Regions from separate parts of the Mus musculus genome. Here all the other regions are linked to region 4. Evidence: chromatin loops called from intact Hi-C (ENCODE). Cell type or tissue: heart. All regions are shown on one strand. Region 1 has its middle 18 kb from the start of Gm41447. Region 2 holds the start of Lrch3 (leucine-rich repeats and calponin homology (CH) domain containing 3). Region 3 holds the start of Fyttd1 (forty-two-three domain containing 1). Region 4 holds the start of Smbd1 (somatomedin B domain containing 1). Region 5 overlaps Iqcg (IQ motif containing G). Region 6 holds the start of Gm34766 (a long non-coding RNA gene).

Region 1 (5,000 bases), 340 kb before region 4:
GAGAACCCGGATTCAGTCCCCAGCACCTAGATGGTGGCTCAGAGCCATCTGTAACTCTAGTTCCAGGGGAGCTGATGCCATTTCTGGGCTCTGCAGGCAACAGGCACTCAAGTGGTGCACATATATTTATGCAAGCAAGCATTCATATGCATAAAATAAAAATAAATAAAACTCTCTCTTTTTTTAAAAAAATATTGTCATTGTTAGGGTTTTACTGCTGTGAAGAGACACCATGACCAAGGCAACTCTTATAAAAGACAACATTTAAATGGGACTGGCTTACAGGTTCAGAGGTTCAGTCCACTATCATCAAGGGGGAAGCATAGCAACATCCAGGCTGGCATGGTACAGGAGGAGCTGAGAGTTCTACATCTCCAAGTGAAGGCTGCTAGTGGAAGACTGGCTTCCAGGCAGTTAGAATGAGGGTCTTAAAGCCCACACCCACAGTGACACTCCTACTCCAACAAGGCCACACCTACTCCAACAGAGCTACACATTCCAATAGTGCCACTCCCGGGGCCAAGCATATACAGACCATAACAAGTACCATATCTCAAATTGTCCAAAGAAACATTGGGTTGTAAAGTAAAATTCTGAGTAAAGGAAACTGGTATGGTGGGGAAGGTTGCTATTATCGGCCAGGACCATGAAAGCCCCAGACACCCACACAGAGAAAAGCAAAGCCCGAAGTCCCAGGGTCCTGGGAGAAGATGCTCCAAGCTCCATTCCTTTAAAGTGTTGCTCTGGTCCGTGGTGGCGCATGCCTTTAATCCCAGCACTTGGGAGGCAGAGGCAGGCAGATTTCTGAGTTTGAGGCCAGCCTGGTCTACAGAGTGAGTTCCAGGACAGTCAGGGCTACACAGAGAAACCCTATCTCAAAAAAAAAAATGTGTAGCTGTGGTGCAGTGAGGTGCCTAATGACAAGAATTCAACCCTTGGGACCCACGTGGTGGATGGAGAGAGCCAACGCCTGAAAGTTGTCCTCTGACCTCTACACACAGGCTATTGCACGTGTGTTCACCCATGCATACACACACATGTGATAAATTAACATAATATAAAGAAAGCACCTCTGCCTCAAGTCAGATTTTCGGATCTGGAGTTCACGTGGATGGGTTGGCTGAGTGGCATTTCCCACTGATAGAGCCTGGGAAGGGGACCCCATGGCTCCACAGTGGCCGCTGCTTAGGACCCACGTGACAAGCAGGAGCTCTCTGCTTTCCTGACCTGAAATATTACAGAGAATCGTTGTGCTCCACGTCCTGCTCACGGCTTCACGGTACTGACAGACTGTGTGTAGACAGAGTGACATGAGGACACCACTGGCCCAAGGGATGGTTGAGGAGGCATGTAGTGAAGATATGAGGGAGAGGACCACCAGAGGTTTCTAAGTCCAGAACAGAGAAACTAGTAGACTAGATATGGCCAGTCAATCGAACAGGGTCACGAGAAAAGAGGGGTTGGGGAGGAAGTAAAAGAAGAGAGAGAGAGGCAAGAGAGACTGTACTGGCTGGTTGTGTGTCAACTTGACACAGCTGGAGTTATCACAGAGAAAGGAGCTTCAGTTGGGGAAATGCCTCCAAGAGATCCAACTGTAAGGCATTTCTCAATTAGTGATCAAGGGGAGATCCCCTTGTGGGTGGTGCCATCTCTGGGCTGGTAGTCTTGGTTCTATAAGAGAGCAGGCTGAGCAAGCCAGGGGAAGCAAGCCAGTAAAGAACATCCCTCCATGGCCTCTGCATCAGCTCCTGCTTCCTGACCTGCCTGAGTTCCAGTCCTGATTTCCTTTGGTGATGAACAGCAGTATGGAAGTGTAAGCTGAATAAACCCTTTCCTCTCCAACTTGCTTTTTGGTCATGATGTTTGTGCAGGAATAGAAACCCTGACTAAGACAGAAACCAAGAGAACCAAGAGCACAAAAGGACGCAAAACTGAAATGGCAGGGTTATGTGGGGATGTGAAGTTGGGGTAGGGAAACCCAAGAGCGAGGAGTTTAGGGAAGGGGGCGGGGTAAGAAGAGCTGAGAGAAGCCTGGATGCCAGCACGGACTCTGGAACAGGCACTCACAATGCAGTGAGAGCCTGGGGGCCAGCATGCTCTTCCATATGCCAATAGGCACCATTTGTCCTGGGCTTCATTCAGACCTAACAAAGATGTGTACAGAACAGCTGGCATAGGAGCCTTGCAGACAGTGGGATCTTTGTTTGTTTATGGTTTTGCTTCCCCCCCCACCCCACCCCACCCCACCAGACAGGGTTTCTCTGTGTAGCCCTGGCTGCCCAGGAACTCACTCTGTAGACCAGGCTGGCCTCAGACTTAGAGATCCACCTGCCTCTGCCTCTTGAGTGCTAGGGTTAAAGGTGTGTGCTAACCATACTCAGCTTCTTCTCTCCGCCCCCCCCCGCCCCCAATCAACAGGTAACTCAATCGCTGAGCACAACAACTAGCATCCTAGTTTGTAAGCCATTCTAAGTTAAATCCTCCGGTAGCAGATCCCTGAACGGATCTACCACCTGAACTGGGGGTCTCAGCTGCCTACATCTTGACCTCCACCTGTCCCCATCCAAAAGCCAATACTCATACTCAGCTCCTTGATAATGTATTTATTTTTTATGTATGGCTGTTTTGCCTACATATATGTCTGTGTACCACACGTGCTCTTTGTACCCAAAAAATCCAGCAGAGGGCATCAGATTCACTGGACCTGGAGTTAAATAGGGTTGTGAGCTACCTTTTCCGTGCTGGGTTTAGAACCAGATTCTCTGTAAGAACAGTGTTCTTAACTGTTGAGCCCCTATCTATTGATTTTTTTTTAAAGTAGGAGAATGTGTTTGTGTCTTCTCATACATTATTGAAAGTTCCCTAAACAGCGGCTGCAGACAGAGGGAGTCATACAAAAATAGATTGCATGGAGATAGCACCGGACGGAGAGGTTTACAGGCTATGGGTGGGTGTGTTTGGTTTTTCCTGCAGCTTCTTTTTTTTTTTTTTTTTTTTTTTCGAGACAGGGTTTCTCTGTATAGCCCTGGCTGTCCTGGAACTCACTCTGTAGACCAGGCTGGCTTCAAACTCAGAAATCCGCCTGTCTCTGCCTCCCAAGTGCTGGAATTAAAGGCGTGCGCCACCACGCCAGGCCTGCAGCTTCATCTTGTGCTGCTGTGCTTGTGAGACACGGCTGGCTGAAGTCTGGCTACCCTGCTCAGAAGTGACCTGACTAAAACAGGAGCAGCTTGGCCTGTCTGCCAGCTCCCTGCCTGCCCTAGGGAAAGGCCGCATCAGGATGCAGGGCTTAGAGGAATGGGCAGGTGCACGGACTCCAGAGGAGGTGTCCCTGTTAAGAGTCCCATCTGCCACTCCTCTGCCACAACAGGGCTCTTCCTTGGGTGAGCAGGGTGGGCAGCCTGGATGCTCTGCGGCCAGCCGGGAGACTCCTGAGAATCCCTGCAGACATGGGAAAGAATGATTCACACAAGGAGGAACCAGGAAACACCCAGAAGCAGGGATGTGACCCCTTCCCTCAGGTGCCCCCAGCCCAAGGCTGTGTCCATATAATTGCACCTGACCACTTCAGAAGGTGGTTGTGGCCTGCGATATGGCTCAGTGGTGATCTGAGCTCATCTCTAGGACCCACGTGGTAGAAGAGAACGGATACCTATGAGTTGTTCTGACTTACACGCAGTGCACACGGGCATGCAAACTCGAATGTGAACACATGATATAGTAAAATGAAGGAGGTGATGAAAGATGACCTGCATCCTCAGTAACAGACTCACAGGCACTCACTGCATAAATATTCGGATTATTAATTTGTTAGAGGGCATGCGTCTTGGTTCCAGAAAACAGGAAGCCCAGACAAAGGGATCTTTTGAGGCTCAGTTCTCACCTCAAGTTCCTTTCCTGACACCTCTCCACCGTGGACGAGGTGGGGACAGGAGGATCAGGAGTCCAAGGTCAGTTCCAGGCTAGTTCTCACTGCATGAGACTCAGCTTCAAAGCTTAGCTGCAGGAAGGGTCAGCAATTCAAATCAACAAAACCCCAAAAGCAGTCAACACAGCAAACACAGACAGGCAGTCAACACAGCAAACACAGACAGGCAGTCAACACAGCAAACACAGACAGGCAGTCAACACAGCAAACACAGACAGGCAGTCAACACAGCAAACACAGACAGGCAGTCAACACAGCAAACACAGACAGGCAGTCAACACAGCAAACACAGACAGGCAGTCAACACAGCAAACACAGACAGGCTTTCTGGCCTCTGTCCTATGAAAGGGCAGAGGGTACCCAGAAGCGTCCTTGTCAACAGCTTTTCTCCAGAGACAATTCCCCAGAAATCTTTTTTTTTTTTTTTTTTTAAATTGGCTGACATTCTCTGGCTGTCAACAAAATTCAGCTAAAATTGGCTGAAGGGAAAAGGGAGAGTCTTTAGAAGTCTCTGTAATGGTGTTATCTCATGGAACTCAAAGGCAGTCACATGACACAGCTGTTGGATGTACCTAGAACAGAACCACAGAGCCACCAGGTTGCTGCCCTGCTTGCCTGAGGGCTCTACTCCCCCCTTACCACCACCACTACCACTGTTGATGAATTTTCCTGAGAGTGATGGCTATGTTCTCAAGTAGTTCAAAGTTATGGCTGTCTAACCTACAATTCCCAATGCCCAGCTTTCCACCCCGTGCCAGTGAGCTCCTTGTGGGCAGGAAAACCTGAAACCAGTGTTCTGTGGCCACCAGAGGCCGTGCAAGCAAAGCATACTTGCTAAGATGGATCTACACAGGGTATCTATCTGTGCTGTCTAAGGAAGCAGAAGATGACCAAGTGTGATCTACCCAAGAGACATGAATCGTGACTGAGCAGGGACAAAACAGAACATCCTTGCTTCTGGGTGATACACACAGACAGAACGAGGGGCTTGAGGGGTAGGGTGGGCAGAGAGCACTCTGCAGTTGGGTACCTGGGGAATGAAGAACAGGATAGTGCCGTATAAAACAGCAAG
Region 2 (5,000 bases), 100 kb before region 4:
AAACAAATAGTGAACAGTCAATAAATGATGTCACTGGCATTAAATTGCCTTTTTAAAACTATTTTTGTTCTAATTACTAAGAGCTGTTGAAGTTAAAAATGAATCTGGCTTAACAGGTTAAAGAATACTTTGTGATCTTTTTAATCTCTCCTTTTCTAGTACACTTTTGACCAGATAAAGTGTCAAACAAGAACAACAACAACAAAACCTTTGATTTAATATAGTAACTAGAACATTAAAGTATGAGTAATAATATACATTAAAAAAAAAAAAAAAAAAAAAAGCTTGGGGCTGGAGAGATGGCTCAGCAGTTAAGAGCACTGACTGCTCTTCTAGGGGTCCTGAGTTCAATTTCCAGCAACCACATGGTGGCTCACAACCATCTGTAATGGGATCTGTAATGCCCTCTTCTGGTGTGTCTGAAGACAGCTACAAGGCACTCATATACATAAAATAAAACAAACAATAAGAAAACCTTTTCTTTAAATTAAATATTATTCTTAATAAATGTCTGGTTTTGTCAATAAAACGTTTTCTTTCTTGATGGCTCAAACTTTTGCTCCTAGAATTATTCAAGAACAGATGAGATAATAAGTTAGATAGACTCCTATAATCACCCTTTTCTTTACCTTCAGGCTTAGAGCAGCAATACTGAAATGACTCACCTCAATATGAAAACCGCCCTGCCAGACAGTCAGCCCTCCCGTGAGCAGAATCAAGAAGGCAGGGAGGGGTAGGAATGACAAGTTTACATGATGTCACCAATACACATAAAAAATTCAAGTAACTCTTCATGTTTACCTTAGCAAGTCTGACTTCAGTGCCAAGTGAAAAAAATTCAGATCATATTGAAAATAAAGGCTACCACTAATAAGCTTTAGTAAGCAGAGGAAAAGTTTCTTTGGAAATAATAGTTTCTAGGGATAATTTAATGTCTTTGTTTTATTTTTTAAAAAATAATATTTAGTGCAGTGGTGTGTGTGTGTGTGTGTGTATGTGTGCGCATGTGCGCGTGTGTGCGCAATGTAAGGCAGAAGACAAGTTGCAAGAGTCAGTTCTCTCCTTCCAGTATGTAGGTTCTTCGGATCAAACTTGGGTTGTCTGTCGGGTCTGGCAGCAGCATGTGCCTTTTTACCCACTGAGCAATCTTACCAGCTCTATTTATTTTTTCAACATTAGTGAAATATGTAATAATTACCAATCTTTGATGACTACACAAGCCTAAGAAAAAGTATTAACTCTCACATTTTAAAATCAAGCAGAATGAGGATGAAACAATGTATATGACATAAACACAAAACATTTAAACTACTTCTGAGGGGACCCCTCCCCTTATGTAAAACAAAAGGACTCAATTCTTAATCTACTCCCGGAGGAAGCTATATTTAAAACACAAGAGGAACACATTATATAGTATGTTGAATACCTCAGTTACCATACATTGTTTCCCACAACTAAGGAAACCAAATAATACTTAATCCCCATTCTCTTTCCTGTCTTAAACAATATAAGGCGCAGAAATGTTTTTAAAGGGAAAAGCAAATATAGATGTGGTAGACAATATCCTACTTCTTTTCATGTTTTCTTAGGCGGCGGTAAGAATGGAAGACGAAAGTCCTGAGCACCTAAAGATGGCCTATTTTTACAAGTACTTTTCGGTAAATCAGACGGAGGCGGAGAAATAAGCTGTTCCCAGTGTTAGAGTCCACATTACACACACATACTCGCACACACTAGGGAAAACGCCAGAGCGGACCTGGATCCTTTGACAATGCAGCACCCAGCGTCACCCATACTACGATGGAAGAACGTGCTTGCCACGCTCCAACTCTTAGCAAAGTCAATTCGGCATCCCAAATGCAAAGTGGTCTGCAGACACCGGGGCGAGGCAAAAAGTCTACGGGGCGGGCACTGATGCCGAGATTTCTGAGAGCGATTCAAGAAAGATCACCCGTCAACTGCCTCTCGCCGGCAGCGGAGATGCTGCTGCGCGCTGCCGCACCCCAGGCTCCGGGTCTGGCCAGGCCGGGAGGGTGCGCGGTACCGCCAGCGGTCCCCGTTACCCGGGGAGCCTCGGGCCGGTCGCCACACACCCCCTGCCCCCCACTCCACGGGTCCCGGGTAGCAGGGATGCCCGCGCCCCGCTCACCGGCCCGGGTGGTGTCCGTCAGGTCATGGTTGGCCGCTCCCCGGGGAAACTCCCTCAGTTTCCGGCCGCTCAGGCTCAGCACCCCGGTGACCGCCGCCTCTTCCAGGGCTCGGTCGACCGAGCGGCTCCAAGAGCCCGGGCCAGGACCAGGGCCCAACCCAGGGCTCGGCCCACAGGTCGCACCGGAGAGGTTTCCCCCGGACGCCACAGGGCCAGAGTACTCCGCAGCCGCTACCACAGCCACCAAGCCCGCGGCCGCCATTTCCCAGCCGACAACTCTCCGGCCCGGCTCTGCGCATGCGCCACGCGATCCGCTGGGTGGGCGGGGAAAGGGGCTCGCGGACCGGGGACAGCTCTCCCGGACGCGCTGGGCGCAACAAGCCGCCTGCCCCGCCCACAAGCAGGTTTTCCAGGGAAACCGAACCGACTTCGCAGAGCTGGAGCAGCCCGGTACCCTGGGCTCCCTAAAAGGCCACTACAAAAACCAAAACCCGTCCTTAACAGCGCTCCAACTCTCAGTGGTGGATTACATTAAACGGCAAAGATTCCTTAGCCCTGTTGCTGCCAGAAACTTGGGCACTTAGAGGGGACTCCCTGAGATAAGCCCAAAATTGTCTCTCAGCTTGTCACCATACCGCCAGATGATCTGAACTGGAATTTGTGGATATACTATTAGTTCTTGAACGGGAAAACAAACATACCGTGTGAGCAGATTCGGCTACAAAGTCCCTAATTCTTGTTGAAATTGTTATGTATTTTAGATTTGTTGTTGTTGTTTTGTTTGTTTGTTTTTTGTTTTTCGAGACAGGGTTTCTCTGTATAGCTCTGGCTGTCCTGGAACTCACTTTGTAGACCAGGCTGGCTTCGAACTCTTTTTATGAAAGAGCTCTTAATGAAACCAAACGTCTTAAATACTGTGGCTGTTTGCGCAGATTTTATCACTAGCTAGAGCAGAACGAATAATATTTACATCTAACATTGAAATCTGGCTATGTAATAAATGTTGGGATTAAATTTAGAACCGAAAGACCAAAACCGGAAACCATTCAAGTAATGAAAACTACCACTCACATTTAAATAAAACCCCACCCTCCCAGTCCTGCAGTCTCTTATTTTTCCAAATCTGTTTTAAATTCAAGCCATTCCTAATATGTGATGCAAATATCACTCACCAAATTTACTTTGCTGTACAGAATTCGAGGGCCTGTCAGATAAAGTCTCTTTTCTAAAGAATTAGCTAATTTTATTTTGGAACCCAAGGAGGCCAGTTACAATAAGAAAACAGCAATTGGGCTGAGTAGAGTGCACGGCAAAGCAGTCCCTCTAGAGCAAGAACGAGTGAGGTGGGTCGGGCAGTGGTGGCACACGCCTTTAATTCCAGCACATGGGAGGCAGAGGCAGGTGGATTTCTGAGTTCGAGGACAGCCTGGTCTACAGAGTGAGTTCCAGGACAGCCAGGGCTACACAGAGAAACCCTGTCTTGAAAACAAAACCCCACCCCACCCCCAAAAAAAAGAACGAGTGAGGTTTTTGAATAAAACCTGAAGTTACAAAATAGGATGACAGAGAGCAAAATTCCAAGTATGATTTTGATGCATGTGAGCACATTAAGACACAGATGAGAAAAATCTATCACAGAGCACAAAAGAAAATATGAGGTGTGAGAAGCTGCTCATCACTCAAAGCCCAACTTCAGGGAAGCCCCCAAAAAGCACTTTCCTGAGTTCAAGAAATTGTAAAAATGTTTCAGTAATAAAGTTGATTAGTAACAGTTGCTCCAAGACCTGCTCTATCAGCCCTTTTGTCTTGTTTTGTTTGAGATAAGAGTCCCAATGTTGCCCAAGCTGACTTTGACCTTCCAACCCCTGAGAACACAAAACAAGTAATAGTTGATGCCATGTCTGGCTCTCAGCAATTTGACATTCTAGTTTCTTTTGCAACAAGTCCCACAATAAATTATTAATGTCTACTAATGAGCCCCTTCATGGTAATGGGTAGTCTTTGTCAAGTAATGTATACCCAATATATGTATTTTCTGATCTTTCTGAACATTTCTAATTCTTTGAAAGATACTAAGCTAGCCAGGAGCATGTTGTAATCCTAGTACTTGAGAGGTTGAGGCAGGATGATACAGGCCAGCCTAGATACAAAGGGATACCTGTCTTTAAAAAAAAAAAAAAAAAAAAAAAAAAAAGATTAAGTTGGGCTGGCAAGATGGTCATGGGGGAAAAATCTTACCATACAAACTCAACAACCTAAGTTCAATCCACTGAGCCCGTGGTAAATGGGGAGAACTGACTACTCCCTACCCTCCGTGCCCACTCAAGACATTACACCCACAAGCACACTATATAATTTTACCTGAATTGCCAGATGTACCTTTTCAAAAGCACTAATGTCCTATTACTTTATATTTGCATCAATTCCCACAAGTTCTTAGCCATATGGCCTCTTTTCCTATTGACATGAACACTCCACTACAATCTCAGCATGGTATTCCTAGTCCTGAACTGTCCAGATGTGTAAACTGCAACTAGTCTGTTTGACTTGATTTGAAGCCATTAGTGAATTAAACTCGATGCTATACACACCTCTCATATCCCAGGGAGATATGGGAGGCCTGAGCATATGAACAAAAAGCAAGTGTGGGAATCAAGATAAGTAGATAGGTTATATATTAACAACAGAGAGAAAAGTAAGGGGGAAACTGGAGGTTTTCAGAACACGGGATGAAGTCTGTAGATATCTGAAGGCCAAAATAAGTTGATTAAGAGGTTTGTGGTGGGCTGGAGAGATGGTTCAGCGGTTAAGAGCACTAACTGCTCTTCCAGAGGTCCTGAGTTCAATTTCC
Region 3 (5,000 bases), 64 kb before region 4:
TCCAGGCCCAGGATTACCCTAAACAACATCCTCAGAATAGGTTACATCTAAGTTCTGTAGTCCCTAAGCAGCCAGTTCCTCCTTCCTACCTCAGCCTAGGGCCATTTTAAGATGTCCCCACAGGAGCAGACAAAATGGAGGCATCTTGTCACCTCCTCAGCCTAGAACTGTCACAGGAGTCATCGCTGTGGTGCATCTCCTTTTCCACCTCAGCCTAAAGCCTAGAGGTGGAAAAGGAAACGTGCCACCCCGAAATACTGCTGCAGAAGCTGTCCCACCGTGGCAGTCCACAGCTCCTTTCCAGCCTCTCCGTGATGGCATCTCAGCCAAAGGGGCCTGTGGTCGATTGGTCGGTCGGAAAGGACTTCCTATCCTAACCCATGGGCCCCAAGGCAGAGAAAAAGGTTGAAAATCTACCAATCCCTGAGCAGGAAAAACCCACCAATCGCTGAGCTTCCCACAAAACCTAACCAATCCCTGAGTAGGAAAACTCACCAATACTTATTCTGGAAATCTGTCCGGAAAAGCTCTATCCCCCTAAGAAACCCTATATAAGCCCTTGCCTTTTGTCCAATTCCCTGTTGTCCTATAGTGGGAGCAGAGGGCAGCCATTACTGGATTCGTCCCTCTTCTCTCTGGATCTACCAATAAATCTCTTTTATGCGATTTGCTGCCTGGTGTGACTGATAAGAAGCCAAGAAGCAATGAAGAGAAGCAAACAAGTGGAGTAGGTCTGAGACTCTTGAGCTCCTCAGCTCAGCTGGGAATACCCTCCCCTGGGAGCTGCGAAGGTTTCCTTTCAGAGCTGTGTGGTTCCTGGGCACCAGTGTCTCAGGATGCCCTTCCACTGGGACACCTGCTCCCCTCTTCAGCTGTATGGTCCCTGGGCTTCTGAGGCCCAGGATAGCCTTCCATTAGAAAAGAAACACAAGTTCAGTATTCAGGTATTTTAAAATATCCAAGAGGGGCAGTGTGGTGAGAAGAGACCCGGAAAGAGGAAAAAGAAAGAGAGCACTGATTCTATCCAGTACCATACATAACTTGACTCTACAAAAGAAAAAAAAAGAAAAGAAAAGAAGGAATTACTTTTGGATTTGCTAAGCCAAACCAAACAGAAGCCCTCATACTGTTGGATTGGAATTATTTTTTTTTTCGAAAATAAAAAACAATCCTCATGCTTTTCTTACATAATCATCAGCAAACCACGGCATCCTTTTTATGTACACGGGACCCCATGTTCTACCTGACATTTTATCAATCTGCGTACATCTCTCCCTCCCCACCCCCAACTGGCTAACTTTGAAACCGTGCTAGAGAACACGCTTCAGTAAACACCTAATCAAACTCAGTAATACGGTTCACGCTTAACGACCCCTCCGAGCGGCCGTTCAGGGACCGCGTCCGGGACCCCCGGCGTTCCCAGGGGAGGCGCCGGTTGGAAATCGCCCGTGCCCAGCGCACTTCTGGGCATTCACACCAGACAAGCTATTCTCGCGGTTGCTGGCTTTAGTCAGTTGCAGCCCCAGGCTGGTTCTAAGACCCTTTAAAAGGAAAAGCCCCGGGTGGGTGAGCACACGCCGGCCCGGGTAGCCCAAGAGACTCCGTCCTGCGGGGAAAGAAGACAGCAGCTACGGACCCTGCGGACCGCCGGGCCCGGCCAGTCCTTGTTACGACCCCTCCCTACCCCCGGGGGTGGGACACACCGGGGTCGCTCCCGTCCCATCGGGGGGGGGGGGTCCTCGCCGGTTCCGCCCACGCGCGACCAAACCGGACAGGCAACCGCGGTCAACCGCCCCTTCCCCCACCGTGCCTCCCGCCCCCTCCCCCCACCACGACGCGGCCACCCTGGTCTCTCACCCAGGGACATATCGATTTTGTCCAGGTTCTCATTGCTTCGTGCTTTCGGTGGCGGCGGCGGGGTCGCCGTGGCTCCTACCAACCGGGTGCCAAACCGGTTCATGACTGGGGTTGCGGCGTCGGAGCAGTCAGCCGGGAAGGCCAGAGTCGCAGGCCCGCCGCCTCCCACTCACGCACGCAGACTAGCTGCAGCGCAGAGCGCGCACGCGCGCCGGCGGCGTCCTCGCCCTCCCACCTCCCAGCAGCGGGCGGGGGAGAGGGACTACCGAGACGAGCTGCGGGCGGCTAGAGCGGCCCACGCGAAACTGGCGCCTAGCGGCCCTTACCGGTGCGGGGCGCCGTCCTGGAGCCTCAGCCCAGGGCGCCGGGAATAGCGGCTGTCCTAGCGCCTCGACGGTCCACACCATTGGCAGCGCCTCCGAAACCGAGTCTGAACGACTAGCCTGGCCCTGCTGTTCCGGCCCGTCCTGCTGCGGAAAGGCCCGGCACGCCCCTCTGCAGTGCAGCCTACGGAGGCTGGACAGACCCCTGCGAGCCGAGATTGCAGCGATGGGTCCCAGCTCCCCTGTCCCTGAGTTGCCACGTCTGATAGCAAAGGCTGCAGTGACAGTTCTTGAGTCACCTTAACAATAAAAGTAAATGCTAATGTATCTGTGCCTTGTCTCAGTTGGCACTCTATAAACATTTGGCACGGTACTAGCTACCTTAGTAAGACCTCATCTTCCCTTGGGAGGGTAAGTACTTCTGTTTATTTGGTTGCGTTTTTCTATTACTCAATTGAGTGGCGAAATATATATATTTTCCTTAATCGTCTTTATAGAAAAACTTAATGTTTCCATTCCAGCTTAATAATTCGTTTCCCCTTTACGAAATGTTATTCCCCCCCCCCCTTTTTTTTTTACTTTATTTTCTACAACGCACCTGCGTGGAAGCATGCCTGTTATTCCATCCCCCACATAACAGCTCAAAACCATCTCAGGCATTTTCATCTAAGGAAAAAAAAACAGCGTCAAGTGTTCTGTTCGTGTAGAAATCTCTGCCACCGTTTTCTTCACTTCCTAAAATTTCTTTAGTAGAGACCTGAGCTAGCTTTGTAGTGACCCAAGAAATCTGAAAACCACACTATCCTATATTTAATTTAGTAATGTCACAATCCATGTGATTTGCAAATTCAACAGCCGTGACACATTTTACTATTTTTTGCTTGGAGCTTCCATACTTTAAAACACTTCATATCATGTACAATTGCATCTATTAATAACATATTTTCTAACTTTTACCAGCTGAGACCTGGTTATATTGTATCTACCCTTTTTAGTAAAGATTGTGACAGCTATTGATCCATCTTAAAACTACATACTAATGCTTCTTACGATATGGTTAAAAGAAAAGGCCACTCTTAATTCGTGATTCCATCCAAAAGCATGATGTTTTGGGGTGTTTGATGAATCATAGTAGTCTTATCTTGAGGAAATGTATAATTTTCTATTGAGAATTTGAGAAATACAATCCCTTATTCTCAAAAGTCAAGTTGGGCCAGGTGTGTTTTGCAGTGCCTTTAATTGCAATACTCGGGAGGCAAAGAATAGTGAGTGAATTTCTGTAAGCTGTAAACAAGCCAGGTCATAGTTCCAGGACAATCAGGGCTATGTAAAGATTACCTGTCTCAAAACAACAGCAAAAGTCAAGTTGGTTTTCTTTCCCATGGCAAAACTGTAACTGTATATAGTCAGTTAACATAGCACACACCTATGAGGGCATACAAGAAACTAATGGTAAAAAGTTTGAATTCAGCAAGATTCAACAGTAAAATCTGGCACGTAGAATAGTAGAATAGCTGATGCTTTTGCCACAAGGTCCTTGGGTTTGCTATTTTACTCTCCAACCCCAACCCCTTGAACTGCTAGCAACTGGGGAAGCTAGATTGTAAAGAAGAGTGTGGATGAGGCCAGGCACCTTTGGACTTAGTACTGAGAGGCAGGCAGATCTCAGAGCTCCAGACCAGCCAGAGCTCCACAGTGAGGCTGTCTCAAAACAACCAAACCAAAACCAAACCACCCAACAAGAAAGCTTCTACCGTTCCTGGGTTTATTGAGTACAGCATTTATCATTCTCTTCCGTCACTTGTTATATTACCTTATGGAATGCTATAGGCCTTAGTCTGCATAAGTTATCCTAAGAGTCTTTACAACCCTGAGTTGGGTGGTGGTGGTGGTGCACAACTTTAATCCCAGCAGAGGCAGGCAGATCTCTGAGTTTGAGGCCAGAAACCCTATCTTTACATTTCTGAGATGCTCTAAGCACAAGATGTTTCTCCCTGCATTAGCCCTCTGCCATTAGTTATAACTTCTGCACTCTCTGCTCATTTGTAGAAGTAAACTACAGAAAAGAATTGTAGATTGGTTCTTTTTTTTTTTTTTAAGATTTATTTATTTATTTATTTATTTAATGTAAGTACACTGTAGCTGTTTTCAGGCACACCAGAAGAGGGCATCCGATCTCATTGCAGATGGATCTCATTACAGAGCTACCATATGGTTGCTGGGATTTGAATTCAGGACCTTTGGAAGAACAGTCAGTGCTCTTAATTGCTGAGCCAACTCTCCAGCCCAGCTTTTTTTTTTTTTTTTTTTTTTTGGTTTTTTGAGACAGGGTTTCTCTGTACAGCCCTGGCTGTCCTGGAACTCACTCTGTAGACCAGGCTGGCCTTGGACTCAGAAATCTGCCTGCCTCTGCCTCCCGAGTGCTGGGATTAAAGGCGTGCGTCACACGCCCAGCTCACCTCTGCCTTCTTAGTGCCAATTGTACACTACCATACCCAGCTTGGAAAGTCTGTTTACATTTATTATTGATTGATTGATTGACTGTATATGTGTGTGTGGTGTGCATGTATGTGAGCACATGTAACATGGCACGTGTGGAATCAGAGGACCACTTGTGGGAGTCCATTCTCTCTTTCTACCATGTAGGGATCACACTCTTATTGTCAGACTTAGCAGCAAGCACCCTCACTCACTGAGCCATCTTACCAGCCCATCTTGTTTCTAATCTTCTTTCTAATCTACATGAAAAAGTTAAGGCATTTAGATTTTGAAAGCATGCATTTGATATAACAAAACAGGTGTGTTTAGATTTTGAAATTT
Region 4 (5,000 bases):
TCCCCTCCCCCACGACTCAACCCTGTCCTTTCTCCCCAGCCCCCTCCCGCCTGCTATGTCTCTTGAGGCTTAGCTGCTCAGCGGAGTCTCCTTTTTATAGACCAAGCTCAAGTTATCCAGGAATGCACAGGTCCTCCGTCCCAGGCACTCCCTCTGCTCACGTTACCAGAAGGTCACAGTTATGAGAGGCCACAGTGCTTTCCCCAAACTCTGACCATGTAAGTCACTTTTAAGAGACACAGGTCCTTTGCTGTTTTCTTCAGCTATAAAGAGCCCACACTCTAGAACCTCCACTTTCCGAGGCAATGGAAACGTGTCCCTTGTTGCAAAGGGTCAGCTGGTCGTTAAAACAAAACGAAATGAAACGCAAGCCTCTCACTTCCACCCGCCAGCTTGGTTTTACATTTTTTAATTATCTTTTTCATTGGGGGGGGGAGGGGGGAGGGCTGTGCCACTGTGCATATGTGAAGCTCAGAGGACAACTTGCAGGAGTTGGTTCTCTGCTTCCACCGTATGGGGGTCCCGGCTCGTTTGATAAAGCTCTGTCTCTCTGGAAGTCCTCAGTGCTGTAAGATCAGGGAGCTGGTACTGTTCCCTCGCTGCAGTGATTTCCACGCATGCGCGAGCCTCCTTCACCTGCCGCTGCCAAGGGGCGCCCAGCCACACCCAGCGTTCAAGGCGGTGAAGGTGGCCACTCTGAAAAGATCTTTCACCTCAATCCCTGTGACCTGAAGTCCAGCTCCTTGCACACCGCCCAGTCAGTTCCTGCCATTCCATCCCACTTCCCCATGTCTACGCTATCCCTGGTGACATCTTCTGGAACTTCCCAATTTCACTTTCCGTGCTGCGGAAGGACGCTCACAGATGTGGAATAATCTCTTTTTAAATCATGGTCTCTCACATTAGGTTTCAGGCCAAAGCTACTGTCTACTGTCTCTAGAAGGTTCACTTTTCTGTTCTTTTAAAAAGATTCCTTTTTATTATTTTAAAGTATGTGTGCACTCTGTGAGGGGTGGGAAGCAATATGCACGCGTGTGTGCCAGTGGCAGAGGCATAGCATCCTTTAAAGCTACAGTTACTAGTAGTTTGAGTACCATTGTGGGCACTGGGACCAAACAGGAGCCAAATGCAATTTTAAATGCTGAGCTGTCTCTCCAGTCCCCCACTTTTCCATTCTTAACAGGGACCACCCCAAACCTTTCCTAACTGCCACTCCACGGATCCTTTCATTTACCCCACATCACAAAGAAATGGTGGCATCCAGAACAGATGCCCTCCTCACTCTGCCAGAGCTCCTCTGTGCCAGGCCACATCTCTATTCTTCTACCTTGTCGCTAAATTGCAGGGGCTAGGATGCAGAAGCCTCTGTGGATTGTGCTAAAAAGCCAAATAGACTGGAAGGCGACCCCACCCAGCCAGCTGGGTGTGGTGGTGCAATTTGTAATCCCAGCACCCCAGAGGCTGAGACTAGATTCTGAGTTCCAGGCCAGCACAAACTACATAGCCAGACCCTATTTTATAAACAAACAAATAAACCAAACAAAAATATTCCATAGACCAATGTGCACAGAAAATGAAGTGCTCTCCTGGGAGAATTTGGCTTCATCTCTTGTGGCCATTTCTTGTGTGTTTAACTTCTCACCGAGAGTAGAGGCACTAATAATAAAGTGTTGACACGTTTTTTTTTTCCATTTTAAAAATCCAGACTGGGGCTAGAGAGATGGTTCCACAGTTAAGAGCGTTCACTGTTCTTGAAGAGGACCTGAGGTCAGTTCCCAACACACACGTGGCAGCTCAAAATTACTCTAACTCCAGTTCGGGGAATCTATCGCCCTCTTCCGGCCCCTACAGGCCCTGCATATGTGGGATGCACATACATTCAGCCACCAAACATTTATTAATTAAAAGTCGGAATAAATAAATATTTTAAAAATATTTATCTCTTAAGTTTACTTTCCTCCAAGTTATTTCCTCTTTAATGGCCAAACACCTCCAAAACAATGACTGCACGTTCTGCCAACTTCTGAACATCTGCTACCCTCAATTAAGCCAAATACTACTTCCTTCCTATTCCCACTTCCTTAGAAATACGTAGGCCCGAGGGTCCCTGTGCCATCTGGAGGGGTAACCCGAGTGGACTCTTCGCAGTGTGGCCCTTCTGGATGCCTGAGAAATATTTGAAGTAGCGATGCAGCAAGCAGTTTCTCTTAGAGAGGAAGGACACTGTCCTGTGCTGGTGGCGCCATCTGCTGGTATTGCAGATGTTATACCCAACTTGTTTTCTCTCTCTTCCTCCCCTTGGGCTCTCAAGGGAGGCATCCCCGCAAGATGGGTGAAGAGATAGTCAAATCATCTAGACAAGCCACACCTAAGTCTTTGCTTCTACTACATGGAAACACCCCCCCCTCCCCGTTGAAGTCATCAGGGCGACACCCATAGACCTCTGAGAGAAGAAAAAAAAAATCCCCTTCTAGGGCTGGAAAGATGGCTCAGGGGTTAAGAGCACTGACTGCTCTTTCAGAGGTCCAGAGTTCAAATCCCAGCAACCACATGGTGGCTCACAACCACCTGTAATGGGATCTGATGCCTTCTTCTGGTGTGTCTGAAGACAGCTACAGTGCACTTATATACATAAAATAAAATAAATCTTTAAAAAAATTTCCCTTCTAGCCAGGCAGTGGTGGTGCACACCTTTAATCCCAGAACTAGTGGAGGCAAGACACCAGAGGCAGCCAGATCTCTGTGAGTTCAAAGCTAGCCTGGTCTACAGAGTGAGTTCTAGGACAGCCAGGGCTACATACACAGAGAAACCTCGTCTTTAAAAGGAAAAAAAGTGTCTCTTCATGTAACCCAACCCAAGGCCCTGAGAAGTCGATGAGCTCACTGGAATATGAGTATTATGCCTGCAGCTCCCATTATACTTAAGCCGCATGCTTTCTCCCCAATAGTAGGACTAAAGGAAAGCTGTCCACTCTCAACACTTTAACTCATCACAGTGAAACAAGTTCTAGCCACTCTAAAAAGGTGGGAAAAGGAAATGAGATAGATCTGTGTTTGCAGATGTCACGGTTATGTAGAAAGTCCCAAGGAATTTGTTTCTAAAAACAAATCTAGAATAATGGAGTGAGCCCTGCTGACACATGGTGTATGACTTTGACCTCTGGGGCTGTGAGAAGACAGATCTCTTCTATTTTATTAGCTAGTTTAGAGAGCGGGTCTCGCTAAATCATAGCCTTCTTGGCCACTGGCTCCCTGAGAGCCAGTTTTCCATCCCAGCTTCTGCACTTTTAAAGATTATTATTATACCATTATGCTTCCAGCTACACATTGCAGGAACCCTACCAAGACACCAGACAAAAGACAGTTTGTTTTCCTAACATTTCAAGAGCCCCAGGGGAAGCACACCAATTGATGCCTCTGGTTTGCTTACATAGTGATTCCTTTGCGGCCCAGGCTCCTTCCATCCTTCTGTCCTGTCAGGCTCAGCATACCGCCATTTGCTTTATCTGCATGTCTTTACCTGGTGATTGTTGTTGCCACATAAACAAACAAAAAAATCTAATAAAGGTAGGAAGGGGCAGGTGAGGACACTCAGAGGATAAAGTGCTCACTTTGTGAGCCTAACAACCTGAGTTTGAGCCTCAGAACCCATGATGGAAGGAGCGAGCTGATTCTCAAAACTAGTCTTTTGGCATCCAAATGCGTGTGTGTATGCGTGCCCCCTCCCCTATGATAGCTAAAATATAAATTTAAAAAGCATAAGTAAAAATGCCAGAGAGAAATGGGGTGTTATATCAGAGTTCTCTAGAGAAACAGAACTGGTAGAATTTATGTATATTAAAATGGGATCTATTAAAATGGCACACAGGCTCTGGTCTGGCTAGTCCAGCATTGGCTGTTGCCTGATGGAAAGGCCAAGAATCCGGCAGTTGTTCCATCCATGAGGCTGGCTGTCTCAGCTGGTCTTCACCCTGTGATGGGGTCCCAAAGAAGTGGGCTCTAATAGAGAAAGAATGTCTCAGCAGCAGGATAGATGAACTTGCCAGCAAGAATGAGGGTAGGCAGGCAAAAAACCAAACCAAACCAAAAACCCCAAACCCCTGCTTTGTCCGTGATCTTTTCCGAGGGCTGCTGCCAGGTGTGGCCCAGATTTAGGGTGAGTGTTTTCACCAGCTTCCAGTGGAAGGTCACAGGGTGGGGTTAGGAGTGGCTATTCTCTGTCTTAGGCACCCACCATCCCTTCAAAAGCAGAGCCTCTGATGCATTCAGGGATTGATTAGAACCTGTTTGGGCCAAAGACGTAACCAATTTCAAATCATAGTCATTTCTGAATGCCCAACAGAGTCGATTCTTTGCATTTTTAAATAGGAGCTAAGGGAAAATTTCTTTATCCCTTAACCTTGAGATGACTTTGCCTCAACCTTCAGCTTTATGTCAGAACTGTAACAGTTCTGCCAGGCGCAGGGTCTCTGCAAGGGAACTGAGGTGCCCCGCTCATTGCTGTAGCTGATGGGACCACTCTTACTATATCTCTCATTTTGATTGGGACAGCACTGGACAGGGAGCTGGGGGACCAGCGCTGTCACCTCAGCTCTCCATATTAAACTGTGTGAGTCCAAAGTATCCTTTGTCTTCCCAGGCCTCAGTGTCCTTGTCTATAAAATGGGAAGGTCAGATACGCACGGAGGCCCTCTGCCACTTTGGCATTTCAGATTCTTCCCAGAGCGTGGGTATAAAAAGATATAAAAATTACCTCTGTTTGGCTAAGTCAATCCCAGCAGCTGAAACACCTGTGCCACACAGCCACGGTGCCACCCCCTTGCCAATCACCAGGTGTCACCTGGCTCCTCCTCTGTGTGGAGACACTGGACAAGTGCTCTCCAGTGAGTAGCTATTGGAGCTGGACCTTGATCCCTGAAGCACTTCTGCATCTATTGAGCCTGAAGCCATGTGGTTTGCCTTTCTCCTCCTGCTGTGGCTGGGCCCTGTGATTCCAAACC
Region 5 (5,000 bases), 210 kb before region 4:
CTCCCATTTCCAACCCAGGGGACCTGCTTGGTCTGAGAGTAACCAGGCATTAACCTCAGTGATCCCTTAGGACCTGCTGGAACTTAGGGTCCTTATCCTTTCTGCTCCTCTCAAGATGTCCTGGGAAGAGCTAAGCCTTTGACTTTGGGAGTCTCTCCAGCATCCTTGTGAGGCCCTCAGTATCATGCCAGTTGGTGAGAGAGTCGGGTCTTTCTTGTCCAGGTGGTAAATCTGCTCCTTCAGATTCATCCATTATCAACGTCAGCTAGGTAGCACACTGTGGCAACCTGGCAGAGCTAATGGAACAAGCCCTTCCCTGAAGGCTATCCATGCTGGTGGTAGTCAGGAAGCAAAGAGTGAGTGAGCTGGTGGAGAGTGCGAGAAATGTCTCTGTACTTGACCGCATTCCTATGGGGGCCAGGTGTGACCTCCGGGGCATCCTTAAGGTAGGTCCTGACTTCCATGGGAATGGTCCAACCCTGAAAAACCACTTGGTGGCTGACAACGAAGATAAGGTGGTCATGAAGCCAGGAGACCTATGGAGTCTGGAGTGACTTAGACACTGGCTTCTTGAGAGCATTAACTCTGAGTTGACAGTGACTCATGGGGACCCACAGAACAAACCTGTAGCCAGCCCCGGGTCACAGCAGGATTGAGGCAGTCAGATGACAAGTGGAGTCTTTTTTTTTTTTTTTTAAGATTTATTTATTTATTATATGTAAGTACACTGTAGCTGTCTTCAGACACTCCAGAAGAGGGAGTCAGATCCTGTTACAAATGGTTGTGAGCCACCATGTGGTTGCTGGGACCCGAACTTCAGACCTTCGGAAGAGCGGTCGGGTGCTCTTACCCACTGAGCCACCTCACCAGCCCAACAAGTGGAGTCTTAACTTCAGTCACTGCTGCTGTGGGTTTTCGAGTTCTATGGAGCCGAACTGTGGCTACTTCCCAAAGTACTGAGTATATACAGTGGGGAAGACATATTCGGGACAGGTACAAATGTAGGAGCGCCTGGAACTTTCCAACTCCACTGAAAATTAAACCACAGGCTTGCTGTGACCCTGATGACACTGCATAGGTAAGCGCCGCCTTCCAACACCTGACTGAAGCACAGGGCCTTAGATTTGCTGCTTGGTCTGTGCAGAAGCTGCCTGGCCCTTGCACAGTCACGGGGACTGTTGTAACTCCAGCTGCTGCTGCTATTCATAGACTTTGTTGATACACATCTGCAATACAGCTGCTAATCGCTAAACCAATTCGAAAGCTGCTTGCTTTCACCAGCAGGGCCATGTGTGCCTCCTCCTTCCTATACGGGGGCTGCCGATCCTCCAGCTGTCATGTCATGGTCTACAGAGGCATCTGCTTTGACACTCCATATCAGATCTCCTGTTGCATTAATGACACCAGGCTGCTATGCAAGTATGGCAAGTGACTTACAAAGACATCTGTGAATTAGAGCGTGGGATCAGCTTCATTCCTAGTGCCAATTGTGTGTGATTAAAATCCATTTAAATAACACAAATCACACTATCAATTTAAACAGACTTTAACAAAAGGATCATGAGCTATTAATATGGGACAGATTACCAAGAAGGGATAAAGAGAGCTCTGAAGGCTAGCACAGGGCTGACTGCCAGGATCCGAGAAAGGAACCAAGGAGGTGGAAGGAAAGTCTTTCCCATGACTAAGATTCAGGCTCATTAGAGAAAGTGCGTGGTTTCCTGGATGCCAAGAGGTGCTGGGGTTTTGTTTGTTTGTTTGTTGTTGTTTGTTTGTTTTGGATTTTTTTGGATATTGTTCTAATTATGTAGCTCAAGGTGTTCTCTGACTCATCTTGATCCTCCTGCCTCAGCCTCCTGCCTCTTGAGTGCTGGAATTATAGGAGTGTGCACTTAAATGTTTGTCTCCTCCTCCTCCTCCCTTCTGCCCCTTCTCTTCCTCCCTCTCTCCTTTCCTCCTTCTTCAGTCAGATGAATACTCGGTTGTAGAAGGTGGACTTTTTTTATTCATTGAGATTATCTTCCCCTTTAATATGTGGAAGTAAAACAGGGTAGATTTGCTATTGTGTTCTTTACATTCTTGGAGTTAATCTTACCTCGTCATAATGGATATAATGTTGCAGTTGTTAGTTAAATGTTTTGGTCAATGAGTGCCACTGGGTGTCACACAGCTCTAGCAGTGTGACCAGGGAGCCAGAGCACAGTGAGCCTACAGACCTCCTGCCGTGTCCTCTAGCGCCCTCTGCTGACGAAGCTTAGTATTTTGCTAGGTGGCCAAAGGAAACACTTCCAGTCATGCCCAGCCATGCTGAATGAACCTGGAGCTGAGAGGCAGTGACTGGTACCTGACTCAGTGGGATGTTTACCCTGTAGATCACTGGTGAGCACATTTTATCATGTGAAGGAGTTTCTTGTCCAAGTATTCATTTATTTTTGGTGGTGGTGGGAGGACAGCATCTCATAACATAGCCCTGGCTGACCTGGAACTCATCACAGAGACAAAGCTGGCCCCAAACTCAAAGAATTTAGAGTCACCTTCTCAGTGCCAGGATAAAGGTGTGTCGCCACACCCAGCTGAGATGAATTATTTTCATCCATCAATATGATTTTTTGATGATATATTTTTCTCCTCTGTCTATAAAGTAAAATACACTTACTTAAGTTTATTTATTTGACAGTTTGTTTATGTGTATGTGTTTATATCTGCCACATGGAAGCCAGTGGAATATGCCAGAGGGGCTAGAGTTACAGGTGGTTGTGACCGCTCAAACTCAGCAAGACCAGGATAGGCTCCTAACCATTGAGCCATCCCTCCAGTCTCTGTAGAGTTACAGACTGTACTAATCTACCCACTAATGTTGAGTCATCTTTCATTTCCTAAAAGTCTACCTGGGGATGGTACGGTGTTAATAAACCACTAGGGCTGATATACTTTGATTTTTTTTTTTTTTTTTTTTTGGTTTTTCGAGACAGGGTTTCTCTGTATAGCCCTGGCTGTCCTGGAGCTCACTTTGTAGACCAGGCTGGCCTCGAACTCAGAAATACGCCTGCCTCTGCCTCCCGAGTGCTGGGATTAAAGGCGTGCGCCACCACGCCCGGCTATACTTTGATTTTTATATCTCTTTGTTTTCTGGGGCTATTTTTTTTTTTTTTTTTTTTTTGTGTTGCTTCCAAAGTTCACTGGCTTGGCTGCATGGCTTGAAAACAATTCCATTTTACTATGATCCGAAACCCAAAAGAGAAATAGAATAAAACTGTATGTGTTGTTTGAAGTGTAGTAAAATCCAAGCCATCTTGACTGGATATCTCTCTCTCTTGTCTTGATGTGTTTGCAGGAGATGTCATATTTATTTATTTTCTGGAGTGTCATATTTTAAAAGAGAAACATTATCTGCCTAGAATGATATTCAGCTCTTCATTTACCAGATCTTTCAGAGTCATGTTTTGTAACATGTCTTCGTAGGAAAGATTCCATTTTGTTTCAGTTTTTTGGTCTCCTGCTTCTGCCCCCAGCGCTGGGTTACCACATGCTCCACCATACCTAATCTTCTGTATTTTACTATTGAATGCTCCTGGACTTTAGGACTTACATATTTCTGGTTTTCACTAGTAGCTGTTGAGACTTATTTTTGAATTATGTATGTGTCTCTGTGTGGGCATGTGGGCATGTGGGCATGAGTGCAGGTACCCAGGAGGTCAGAGATGGCTTTAGACTCCCGGAGCTGCGGTTACAGGCTGCTGAGCCTGTGTGGACATGGGTGTTGGGAACTGAAACAGGTCCTTTGCAAGAGGACAACAGTGCCATCTCTTGAGCTCAATGGCAACCTTTAAATTTGTTGTTGTTTTGTTTTCTAAGTCAGGGTTTCTCTGTGTAGCCCTGGCTGTCCTGGAACTTGCTCTGTAGGCCAGGCTGGCCTTGAACTTATAGATCTGTCTGCCTCTGCCTTCTGAGTGCTGGGATCATAGGCGTGCGCCACCACTCACCCTGCTGTAACCTTTAAATTTTTTATATAGGGGCTGGAGAGATGGCTCAATGGTTAAGAGCACTGACTGCTCTTCCAGAGGTCCTGAGTTTAATTCCCAGCAACCACATGGTGGCTCACAACCATCTATAATGGGATCTGATGCCCTCTTCTGGTGTCTTCTGGTGTATAGCTACAGTGTACTCATAAATAACAAATAAATAAATCTTAAAAAAAAATAATCGTATGCTGGGCAGTGATGGTGCACGCCTTTGATCCCAGCACTTGGGAGGCAGAGGCAGGTGGATTTCTTAGTTCAAGGCCAGCCTGGTCTACAGAGTGAGTTCCAGGACAGCCAGGAATACATAGAGAAACCCTATCTTAGAAAAAAAAATTCTTTTTTATACATGTCTAGGTTTTACTGTCTCTCTCTTAGGTGTAGAATTAATCATTATGCATATCCTGTTGCTTTTATTAAAACTCTTATTTACTGCCCCCCCCTTTCCAATATCCTGTGTTGAAACCAATTTTATACAATTGTCAGTCCATTAGCCTACCACTATTACACTACACTGTGCTGTGCTGTGTGTGGAGATTGTTGTATCTCTAGCCACTAGTGGAGAGAGCTAGGGGACTAAAGAATTCAAGTAAACTTGAGTGCCAGACTTGAACCTTGGCGATCTGCCTTCAGGGCCCAGGCTCCTCCCAGTAGTCCTGGTGCCTCCTGAGGGACTGTCATGAGAATCACACTTCACTGTTTTTTTTTTTTTTTTTTTCCTTTGTTACACGCCATTTATTTTCCCTTGCAAACGGACATCTTCAAGTAACTTTCATAGACTGAATCTCATCATCTTTCTCTCCTATTTGAAACTTTGGCTGGTATCTTAGATTCATATCTATTTTCACTTAGAAATTTGAAGACTCCTCTCCCCTCAGTCAAGGTATCTTATATCTCAGGCTGGACTAGAATTTGCTATGGGGCTAACATTGGCTTTGAACTCCTGATCCTCCTGCTTCTACTAGAGGTATGGGCAGCCAT
Region 6 (5,000 bases), 120 kb after region 4:
ACTATTGACTCTTAGACAAGGCAGGACTCAGCAGCGACCATATGAACAATACAGGCTAACATGGAATGGCTTACCTTTTAAGTAATCAGGACACTCTGTTGGAGGTGTTCCTCCTGGTCTGAGTCCTATTCACCTCTTGACCTCCTCAGGCTGAGCCACTCTGGCTCCTAAATCACTCTCTGACTGGTCTGTTCACTTCCTGTTTCCTCTCCCTCTTCCTTCTCCTCCCAGATGAGGGTTTTCCTCAACATCAAAGTCTTGGCTCTCTCCATCCATACACAATGAGTCCCCTGGCTCTGTGACATCTAGGCTACTCCGTATGACTCAAGTATCCCCATCTCTGACTACACGGAAGGTCAACCTTGGAGCTCCCTTGTGCCCTGAGGCAGAAGACCTGAAGCTCTTAGGGCAGGATTCCAGAGGACTCTGGAAGCTCACCAAGCAGTGAGATCTCAGTAGAGAATCTTCATGCAATTGCATCCCATATGGTCTCTGAAGAGCAACTGTTCCACGAAGGCAGAGGGGCTGCAACGTTTCCCACCACAGGTCCTGTGGGAAAAGGATATGTGAGCTCGGGTGCAGGGCAGTGCTGTGCAGCAGAGACAGAATGGAAATAGAATCTTAAATATCTTATTCACCACATTAACTGTAAAAAAAAATTATAGATAAAATCAATCTTAATAATTCTTACTTAACACAGTCTATTTAAAATATTATTATCTCAACATAGTGATGTAAAATTTATGTGTGAGACAGCTTACACTTTTCTCACAGTGTGTCGTTGAAGTCCAAGTGCATTTTACGACACTAGTCTGGCCTAACCATATCCAAGGGACAGCGGCAGCTGCCAGACAGGAAGACAGCGCAGGAGACCTTAATGGTGCCTGAAGAGCAGACCCACAGCTGCAAACACCTGGACATGGAGCCCTGAGAGTGTCCTTGGCTTGCCCAGGTATCTTCCTCCTCCCTGAAGTGCTCTGTTTAGAGCCCTCCCTCAGTCCCGCTGGGACTTCTCAAAGGGAGGGCACAAAAAGTGGCTGTGTCCCCTGGGAAGTAAGCTCCGCCCGGCCCCAGGTCATTCGCACTGTCTTCCCCTTGGCCCATCTACAGGAATTTGTTCAAAGTGAATCGATCAGTGAATCAAGTGCTTCCTTTCAGAGTTTACTGTGCATGTGTGGGGTGTACCAGGTAGTCACAGCTCAGAGACCTAATGTTCCCGGTCAGGACGCTGGTGAGACGTCTGTGGGAAAGGATTTTAGATTGTCAGGCCCTCTGCAGACCTATGAGCCCCATTACATGTTTGCAAGGCAGTGTCCACTTAGTGCCTCTCAGGCAGTGACAGGGAGGAGAGGCAAGCACAATGGTCCTTAAATGACAGAGCCAGCAGACATTCCTCTCTGCCTTCTCTTCCTCCTTCCCTTGGGTTCAGACTTGCATGGCGGTTTCACCCCTCTCTGCTCTTCCTCCTTGGTTTGTCTCAATCACTTACTTCCCCTGGGGTGACCCGCAGCATTCAGTTCCAACTTTATGACTGCTTCCTGAAGCCTCTGGGCCAGCGCGACAGGGTCACACACGTTTACACACCCTCAGACCGCCAAATCCAATGCCAGAGGTAGCATGTGGTTCTGCAGCAGGAAGAAGCACACACGGGGCACCCCAGCAGGAAAGCCCCAGCAGGGCACCCCTAAGGAAGGCCTCCCCAGCAGGGTGCCCCAGCAGGAAAGCCCCAGCAGGGCACCCCTAAGGAAGGCCTCCCCAGCAGGGTGCCCCCAAGCCAGGCACCCCCAGCAGGGCACCCCAGCAAGGACTCCTCAGCAGGGCACCCCCAAGCCAGGCCTCCCCAGCGGGGCACCCCTAGCAAGGTTCCGCAGGCGTAGCACACCGACGCTCTGGCTCACACTCAGTCTGGGAGACCCTGCAATGGGGAATTGAGCCTCCCCAGTCTCCCTTCTCCACCTCATCCCACGGCTTGATGGTTCCTGTAGTCACCTGCCAAACAGCTGGTTCAAGGTCAGGCTAATTCAAAGCACTAACCCTGGTCTAATCCTGGCTGCTTGCCAGAACAGCATGGACTGCTTTTGGAAAAAGTCTCACCAAGGCCATCACTGTGGTACTAGTCACCAAGCCTGAGGTCAATCCCTGACAGGAGAGAACAGACCTCCACACATGCACTGAGACACATGCGCACACACACACACACACACACACACACACACACACACGCATACACGCACGCACACGCGCACGCGCACGCGCACGCACGCACACGCACACGCACACGCACAGCTAAAGTTAATGTAGGGCTGGAGAGATGGCTCAGGGGTTAAGAGCACTTCTTGCTCTTGCAGGGGACTCAATTTCAGGTCCCAGAAACCTCATGGCAGCTAACTCCAATCTCTAGAGATCTGTCACCTTCTTCTGGTCTCCAAGGGTACTGCATGCATCTGGTGCACAGACATGCATGCATGTCTCTCCATGTCTTGACTGGAGATGCTAAGTGATCAGCTACCTCATGCTCTGTGCCCCATAATCTCTCTATCATGAACCGAAGTTGACCATTGCTTAGGTTGCTTTTGCTAGGCATTTGTGGCTCCAAAGGGCCTGCCAGCTCTCAGCCTCAAGTTAACCAGGCTCCTTTGAGCCCAACACATAGTTATTCTTTACTGTTAGAAGTAACCTGGAGCGGAAAATAGGAGTTTGGATGTAGATCATCCTAGATCGAGACCCATACTTATCAGCTGTGTAACCTCCCTGGCTGCCCTGGAACTCACTCTGTAGACCAGGCTGGCCTTGAACTCAGAGATTCGCCTGCCTCTGCCTCCCCAGTGCTGGGATTAAAGGCATGTGCCACCACCATCTCGCTGAATTTGAGAAGAGCACTGACATCTTAAGCCGACTGAAAGGATCCAATAAATAGAGAATTCCAAGCACAGGTAGTCATCAGAAAAGACATGCATTCTAATGGAGGACAGTAGCTCCCCCTAGGGGACAAGTTGAGAAGTTCAAGAGCTATTTTTATCACAATGCCGGGGTCACAAGGGCAGGGACCCCCCACAACACAGGACAGGGATGCCTGAGAAAAAATGTCCTGTAGTATATGGAACAAAGGAAGGTTTGTACATCTTTTAGACAACCTGAATTTTCCAGGAACTCAACCACTGTGCAAAATTGAGGGAGTTGTCTGTTTTCTCTGGCACCTCACCAAGAGCCGTTAGCTTCTTGGAACTTCTCACAGCACTGCCAGTGTGGTGCCAGTCCCAGGTGCCCACACTAGACACGGGCATCGGACCTTCTAACTGTTCTTGACCCGGGTTTCTCACACTCTAAAGTGCACTCCACTCTCCAGGGTGTATGCATGTGGGTGTGCCTGTGGCCTAAAAGGGTTAGGGGCCTCTCTATCCTTCTTCTCCTTACTCCCTTAAGACAGAGTCTCTCACTGAACCTAGATCTGGACCCAGTCACCCAATCCCACAGCACTGGGGTTAGAGGCATATGTGTGAACATGCCCATCTTTTTTATGTGGTGCTGGGACCCACATTCTCGCTAGCACAGCAAGCACCCTTACCTACTAAGGTTCCTTACCCATCCCCATTCTGGCTTGCTTGAGCCTCAGATGGGCGCTGTCCACAGTGAGTACTTGGGAAACTGAGGGAAAGAAGATCAGGTGAGGGCTGGGGTGGGGGGAGACACCTAGCAGTCACACATGAGGACAGATTACATCATCTTTGATATCCTCCACACTCACGCCACAGTATGAGATACACACAGAGAGAGAGAGAGAGAGACAGACAGACAGACAGACAGAGAGACAGAGAGACAGACAGAGACAGAGAGACAGAGAGAGACAGAGAGAGACAGAGATAGAGAGAGACAGAGAGAGACAGAGAGAGGCAGAGAGAGGCAGAGAGACAGAGACAGAGAGACAGAGAGATGTAATTTTAAAAACAAAACATTTAAAGCTGGGCTCAGCTGCATGTTAGCTGTGACCCTGACCCCCACGTGGGAGAGACAGAGGTAGGCTGGTTCCTGGAGCTAAGGGTCAGTCAACCTAGCCAAACGAGTGAGTTCTGCTCCAGGCTCAGTGAAAGACCCAGTCTTTTGTTGTTGTTTGTTTTATTTTTTTTTGTTTGTTTCAAAAGTGGAAAGCCACTGAAGGAGGTAGCGGACATTGACCTTTGGCATCCACCCCACGTGCACACATACATACCTGCTATACATATTATAGAGAAATATGTACCCTAAATTACAATCACCTGCTAAAACCAACGAACACACAAGCATTTCTCTATGCATCTTAGGTATGGCCGTGTTTATAATAGACACGGTGTCTGTGTCCCAACCAAAAACTGCTCAGTACACGTGAGTCCAGAGAAACCTGGCTTCTCACGAGACAAGCACTTGACAGGTAACTGCTGTGAAGGAGGCAGATATCAGTACCCAACAGCCATGATGACCATGCTCCAACAAAAGAAATACTCTTGACGTGAACATAAAGAGAAAAATCATAGCAGATAGATGAAATATTAAAAGAAGTAAAGTGGAATGAGAAGTGACTCATTGCTGTACCCAGACAACAGTCATCCCTGTGTTAACAACTCTACAGAGCGAAGGTGGAGAGTTGGACTATTGCAGATCTGGAGCTGAGACATCTTGGGCTATCTTTAGCTCCTTTTTAGGTAATCATTGGCTAGATATGGCCTAACATCTGTGTAACTGTGTGGCTATCACATGAACTTACGGTGATGTGGTCATAGACTGCTGGCTTCCACCAACCCAAAAGCTAAGAAGGACGGCAGATGGCATCTGAAGGTTACAGAGGTCTCCTCGATTTGCAATAAGCCGTCTAGCTGATATTTCTGCTGATGTATCTGGAAAGTGCCTAGATTTATCAATTTTTATATTCTGTGACTGTTAAACAAAAACAACAAACAAACAAACAAAAAAAACTTCATGAACTGGAGAGTTGGCTCTGCTCTTCCAGGGGTCCTGAGTTCAATTCC

The links. Peaks named below come from ENCODE experiments on the same cell type or tissue, not always from the same donor. Only the 100,000 strongest peaks of a DNase experiment are listed, where the experiment ranks them.
Region 1: a loop joins it to region 4, with 4 times the contacts of the local background. A loop is called at or near these places in 16 of 42 quality-filtered maps.
Region 2: it touches region 4 in a loop (4-fold over the local background); 3 of 42 quality-filtered maps call a loop at or near these places.
Region 3: it touches region 4 in a loop (3-fold over the local background); 24 of 42 quality-filtered maps call a loop at or near these places.
Region 5: a loop joins it to region 4, with 7 times the contacts of the local background. A loop is called at or near these places in 19 of 42 quality-filtered maps.
Region 6: it touches region 4 in a loop (5-fold over the local background); 12 of 42 quality-filtered maps call a loop at or near these places.

Annotation. Positions count from the first base shown.
Region 1 is chr16:33,152,880-33,157,879 of GRCm38, reverse strand. No RefSeq gene overlaps it. Among named protein-coding and RNA genes, the nearest start is that of Gm41447, 18 kb to the right of the region's middle. In heart, a CTCF peak has its summit at 2,669 (motif pointing right); no DNase peak of the experiment used is centred here.
Region 2 is chr16:32,911,553-32,916,552 of GRCm38, reverse strand. It overlaps Lrch3 (leucine-rich repeats and calponin homology (CH) domain containing 3), which reads right to left and starts at 2,453. Exons shown (of 21, transcript NM_001081255.1): 1 at 2,150-2,453. The coding sequence starts at 2,411. In heart, CTCF peaks have their summits at 436 (motif pointing left) and 2,660; a DNase peak (open chromatin) is centred at 2,452; H3K4me3 peaks cover 2,118 bases; H3K27ac peaks cover 1,539 bases.
Region 3 is chr16:32,874,854-32,879,853 of GRCm38, reverse strand. It overlaps Fyttd1 (forty-two-three domain containing 1), which reads right to left and starts at 2,070. Exons shown (of 9, transcript NM_027226.4): 1 at 1,858-2,070. The coding sequence starts at 1,960. It also overlaps a transcript of Rubcn not described here. In heart, CTCF peaks have their summits at 2,184 and 4,362 (motif pointing right); DNase peaks (open chromatin) are centred at 393 and 2,113; H3K4me3 peaks cover 2,933 bases; H3K27ac peaks cover 1,929 bases.
Region 4 is chr16:32,810,383-32,815,382 of GRCm38, reverse strand. Smbd1 (somatomedin B domain containing 1) reads left to right here and starts at 4,937. Exons shown (of 4, transcript NM_001256309.1): 1 at 4,937-5,000. The coding sequence starts at 4,949. In heart, CTCF peaks have their summits at 2,036 and 2,235 (motif pointing left); DNase peaks (open chromatin) are centred at 72, 712, 1,412 and 2,192; H3K4me3 peaks cover 1,328 bases; H3K27ac peaks cover 1,309 bases.
Region 5 is chr16:33,021,223-33,026,222 of GRCm38, reverse strand. The region is part of intron 8 of Iqcg (IQ motif containing G); the gene reads left to right. Among named protein-coding and RNA genes, the nearest start is that of Iqcg, 32 kb to the left of the region's middle. In heart, no CTCF peak of the experiment used is centred here; a DNase peak (open chromatin) is centred at 2,252.
Region 6 is chr16:32,695,285-32,700,284 of GRCm38, reverse strand. Gm34766 (a long non-coding RNA gene) reads right to left here and starts at 1,618. Exons shown (of 3, transcript XR_384827.2): 1 at 1,490-1,618; 2 at 439-549. In heart, a CTCF peak has its summit at 3,004 (motif pointing left); no DNase peak of the experiment used is centred here; H3K27ac peaks cover 567 bases.